Linked DNA regions of Mus musculus: region 1 is linked to region 2. Evidence: chromatin contacts called from ENCODE Hi-C or POLR2A ChIA-PET data. All regions are on one chromosome and are shown on one strand. Each heading gives the region's core, a stretch centred on a gene start or an enhancer-like site at or near the end of the contact. The rest is flanking DNA. Distances are from core to core; before and after follow the strand shown.

Evidence for each region. Hi-C counts contacts between places; a loop is a spot of excess contacts on that map. ChIA-PET counts read pairs that join two places held with the same protein, here RNA polymerase II (POLR2A).
Region 1: a loop to region 2 is called in a map of gastrocnemius, with 1.9 times the contacts of the local background. The contact joins the enhancer-like site here to the promoter of Kat6b in region 2. A Hi-C loop is called at or near these places in 2 of 37 maps with a recorded cell type or tissue (Patski and gastrocnemius). POLR2A ChIA-PET finds 5 or more read pairs at or near these places in 3 of 5 experiments (Patski and embryonic stem cell).

Annotation. Positions count from the first base shown.
Region 1 is chr14:21,588,484-21,591,183 of GRCm38, reverse strand. The region is part of intron 2 of Kat6b (K(lysine) acetyltransferase 6B); the gene reads right to left. Among named protein-coding and RNA genes, the nearest start is that of Kat6b, 90 kb to the right of the region's middle. Within about 2 kb of position 1,361, at least 2 of the 3 ENCODE cell types and tissues checked have a DNase peak (open chromatin) inside an H3K27ac peak, as active enhancers do; they include gastrocnemius, where a contact is called at or near this core.
Region 2 is chr14:21,498,346-21,501,045 of GRCm38, reverse strand. It overlaps Kat6b (K(lysine) acetyltransferase 6B), which reads right to left and starts at 1,261. Exons shown (of 17, transcript NM_017479.3): 1 at 1,086-1,261.

The sequences.
Region 1 (2,700 bases), core at 112-2,611, 90 kb before region 2:
TGCACAGGTGTTGGAGATGAGAGGAGCCAGGGGTGGCTGCTGACAACCTCACACAAGGTGAAGCTCCTGGGAGAGCAAGAAAGGGCGTAAGGCTTAGAGTTCATGCAGGCATTCTAGGAGCTTAAAGAAGGCAAGCAGCAGGCAAAGCAGGGAGGCCTGCTCCCTGAAGCTACAGAGCTTGGGAACTTCTAGGAATCCTAGAGAGTGATATTATCCAGAGGAAGTCAGCCTGCTCACTTGGAGAGGTACTCTACAGTGTTCAGAAAAAGTACCCTGGTAGGAAGCTTGCTTGCTTCTCACTCAGTGCAGAGAATTGCTCAGTAATTGCTGCTCATGATCACCACAGAGACTGTAGACATTTTAACACTGTGGGGATCTATGTCTTGAAATTTTTATTAGTATTTAGATAGGCTCTAAGCAAAGTTCTCTACCCATGTCATCAGAATAAAGATGATAATTTTCCAAAGAAATCCTGTTATTATCTCCACTAAGCCAGTTTTCTTCTATTAGGATGTACATGTAAATAATTGATAGTTATCTAGAATGGTTAACACATGAATTGTCCTAAAGACATAGCTAGTTTTCTTAACAGTGCAGATCATAATATTCCTAACAGCTTTTCTCATGTAGAAAAAGGAATAAAATACCAAGATTTATAGATAAGTCCGACTTTAGCCGTTTATTGATTTAGCTTTAGGAGCCTTTCACAACAGAGTCCTTTTAACTGCATACAGCCAGGGCATGTGTCTAATCAATACTGAACATCTACCTTGCAGTTGGGGTTCATGAATTAATCAACAACTGCTCAAACTCAAAACCATCAGGCAAAACCCAGCAGTGACCTACATCTCTGAACACACTGAAACCAATGAAACAATGTTATCACCTGTAACAACAAGTCCGATCGCTCTCAAGGGCTAAAACTGAAACTAACTGGAAGTCTCTCCACAGGAGTTATTTATGTCATGCTATCTCTTTCTAGAAAGGACCATAAGCTAGCACTAGGGTCCTTCCAAATGGTCTATCCTGTGTGGCTGAATATAGCCTTATCCTGTAATGCTATAAACTAAGGGATTACAGCAAACGTGGTGTGCGAGGATAACATGGCTTTCCAACCTCTATTCCACACTCAAATGACTGGGTCCACTAAGCATTCCCACTTCCTCAAGAAAAAAAAATGGTGGGTAAACAGAAATCTGTCCAGGAGAGCTGCAGACTGTATAAGAAGGCTGTGGTTCTAGTAATGGTCATTTGATGGTGATTACAGACACTTTGAGAAGAGCCTCCTTGTTCTCCATGGTGTGAGCAACTCACTGACTCAGGCCATGAAGCCAGCAGCCAAGTGGCAGTGGCGTGGATCCAACGGTTCCTAGAGGAGAACAGATGGACAGCCATCCTTAAAAAAGAGTTCCCTGATGTCACCCAGCAATGAGATGTGAGGGCTCAAAACATGCACCCCCTCCCTCAGGAGGCACGTGCGAGAAGATGTCCCTGTGTTCTTCTTTCTCTCTCTCCAGCAAGGCCTGCCGGCCGGAGGCTCCCCAGCCACTCTATCGAAAGACTCTGTTGAAAATACACTTGTGTTTGGTTAAAGGAAAGTTCATATTTCTTCTTTGTATGAGAACTTATTGAAAGACTCTAGAAGATCACTGACCCACACACAGCCTGGTGAAGGAATGAAAAGGCACAAAATCTGGAACCAGACTCACTGGCGGGATTCAAGCATCTGAGTACTTTAACTTTTTGCTTCTATATCTATAAAATGTGAGTTAACAATCACCGGAATGAGAAAAGTGTGTGTATGTGTGTCCCCCCCACAAACCATGCGCTTAATACAACCCTACACACTATACATATACTTAATTTAAGATATGCATAGCTTTTGGTAACTACTCAAAAACATGCATAATAAGAAAAAGAGTGGCTTTTCTATCTGCTATGGTACAAAAGAGTCAAAGAGTAAGAACATGTGACCCATGCTTTGCAGAATTCACAAATGATACAGAGAGATCAGACACATATAAAGAACTTAAGACAATATAATCCCCATATCATATTTCTTGCATTTTTTAACACAATATTTTGTGAAAAGTTGGCAAGTTACGCAGGCTCTGGTCAACTGCTAGAGTGCTTGCCTAGCATGCACGAGGTCCCAAGTTCTACTCTGTCAGTCTCAGAACCTCCTACAAAATTGGGCATAATCCATGTTGGGACCAAGCTGGCTCAGATTCACCTGCCTACCTAAGGCAGGGATGAAAGCATGGACCATGTCAGTCTGCACCGCAGGTTATTAATCACAATTGCAAACAATTTCCTCCACTGAGAGTCCCCTGGTTTTGTTTTGACATGACCACATCACAGGTAATCAGACAGTGGCACCAACTGAGACCCTGTTAAGAGTGTATCCTATACATTATGATACATACCCTGGCAGCATCAGGACCATGTTAGAATGTATCCTACACATGATCATATATACCCCGGCAGCATTCAGTCAATAATACTGCCACTCATGTATTTGTAAGTACTTTATATTAACTGAAAATGTTTATCATAACATTTCACTGTATAGAAAAGCATATGCAAGCTAATGTGGAAACAGAATGTTTTCAAAACAGTGTGTGCCTGGAAACATTAGCCAGATAACAGGCAGACCAGATATATAAACCATACACACATACGCACATACACACACACACA
Region 2 (2,700 bases), core at 12-2,511:
GGGCGCTGAATCTGCCTGAGAAAGAAGCTACGGCTGCCGCCTGGAGGAGGTGCCGTAGCGCCCGCCACCGCTGCCGCCGCCGCCAGGGGTAGGAGCTAAGCCGCCGCCATTTTGTGTCCCCCTGTTGTTGTCGTTGACATGAATCCGACATGACACTGATTACAGCCCAATGGAGTCTCATTAAACCCAAGACGCGGCCCCGCCCCGGCGCCGTTCCATTGGACGAGAGCACGAACACTTAGGGCCAACCGTTGGCCTACGGGTCTGTCCGTCACCCGCTCGCTAAACACTCTGCCCCCCATTGGGGCAAGTTCCTGCCGGTCATCTCGCCTCCACATAGACACACCTCTCGACCCATCATTTCCCCCCCCCCACCTCCGGCACCACCCCGAGGGAGGGTCGACTGCCAGTACCAATCAACAGACCGCGGGGCCCGCCTTTTCCGGGCACCTATTGGTCCAGCCCTTTTTCTCTCTCACAGACACCGCGCCACCTCTACTTCCACCTACCCGCCCCCTCTACCTCTAGAAATGGATTGGATCTAGGCGCAGGAGAGGCGCTTGGCCTTATTGGCTGTACACGACGCCAATCAGAAGCCTTTTTTCCTCTCCCCTCCCCCACTCAACCCCAAAGCCCCTAGCCCGCAGCTAAAGTTTGTGTGAGAGCTGATCGCTGGCGGCGGCCGCAGGATTTAGGGGTGGGCGCAGGCGGGCGCGCGCGGGCGGGCACGCGAAGTTAAAATTCGAGGTTCTCAGTCGCCTGCTCCCGCCGAGGAGCGCGCGGACGGGCGCGCCGCCCGGAGCGTTCCATCCAGCCCCCTCCTCCACCCTCTCTCCTGTCCTGTCCCGGGCGACTACTCGCCCGCCCCCTGGCTTGCACCCTACCCCCTTCACATACCCCCTACCCTGCCAGCCTCAGGCCGGGTGCAGGCGGAACGATCTCACTGCAGCCTCTTCGCCATCCCATACGGAGGGGGAGCAAGCCCCCTACCCACCGGGTGTGCACCCCCGGCTCCGCACTCGCCCGTGTCTGCAAGCACGTGCACTATTCGCCGCTGCCTCCGGCCACCCCGGTCCCCGGCTAACCTCGCCTCCAGCCCGGCCAATCGCTTGCTGCCCTTTGTTGCTGCAGACCGGGTCTCCCCGCTGCCTTCCTCAGCCTCCGCCTCGTCCTTTGCCAGCCGCCCGGGTCCGCAGCGCCGCGCTCCCCCCGCCCGGGACCCACCGCCGCCGCCTCCTTCTCCTCCTCCGCCTCCTCCTCCTCGGCTCCGGGCTGCAGCGCACAGAGCCCGAGGCAGCGCCGCCCAGCCCCGCTCCCCCCGCGCCGCCCGCTAGCCCGCCTGGCCCGGCCGGGGGCGCAGCCCGGACCCCGCCCGCCCCAGTCTCCGCCCCGGGGGTACCTGCCTCCGCCCCGGGGGGCTCCGCTCACCGCCCTCAGGGGAGGGCGGGGATGCCGGTGTCCGAAAGGATGGGGACGCCTGGGCTGTTTTGGGGTGGGGAGTGTGTCCGCCAGGTCTGGGACTGAGGTGCGGTCTTCTTAAACGCGCCCCCCCTCCCGCCGCCGTGGGCCCCAAACTTCGTCCTTCTCCCGGGTCTTGTACCCTCGGGCGACCGCGGCAGTTTTGGGGTGGGGGATGCCTCAGGAGCTGTCTCTACCCTGATCAGGAGGAAGAGGGAGCAGTGACATTCAGCGACTGCGGACAGGCATCCTCGGGTGGGAGTGGGGATGTCAGACGCAGGCTGGAGAGGGAAGCTGCCCCTCAGGATGCCCTCTCCCGGCCTGCGGGAGAGGCTGGCGAGCTCGGAGCTGCGTTCTGGGTGCTTCCTGGACTGTGCAGCTGGATAACATTGGGGTTGGGCGGGGGGCGACCGCTGGGGGGCCCTTCCCTCGTCTCCAACCAGCGCTGTAAGGAAAGCTGATGGCGAAGTTCGGTTTTCCAGGCTTCCCCTGGGCCCCCGGAGTTCCTGAGGCCCATACGAGGGAGGCTGGGGGATCCTCTGGCCGCCCAGGCAAGGCTACTCTAAAGGTGCCCACATGCCTTGCAGCGCCCTCCGGACTCTGGAGAAAACGTCCTGCTCTTCCCAGAGTTGGGTGGGATGCTGGTAAGAGATACTTGAGAGTATGAGAAAGGTAGACTTGAGAAAAGGCTCCTCCTAACAGAGTTTGAACAGTTTCTCTTCCCAGACCTTTGGGAAGAAGGGAAACAAACCTATGTCCCTGGGAAAGCCAAGTTTCCCCGTGTGGTGGCCGGGGTGAAAAACCACCTGTTGCCTGAAGTTCTGTCCTTGAATCAGGACGTTCTTGGGGCCCCTGATGAGGAGATGTAGGATGTCAAAGAGCAGGAATTTCAGTCTCCCTGCCCTGAATGACTCATTTTCATGCCACTGCCACTCCTGCAGCAGAGTTCAACTCCCCGTTAGAAACTACTGTTCAACTATGTAGGTACTTTGTTAGACCCAATAATCTCAGTTCTTATCTTAGCAGCAGCAGCAGCCCTGTCACATGCAGACAGAAATGCACAAAGGCTACTCTGGTGTGCGAGCTTCCTCTGCTTCTGAGCTTGGCAGCAAGGTGAGGAAGAAGCCAGGACAAAAGGCAGAGGTGAATGAAAGATTAAAAAAAAAAGAGGGGAGAGCAGATTAAAAAAAAAAAAAGAGGGGAGAGCAGAAGACTTGTAACACTACACTCAGAACTGTCACC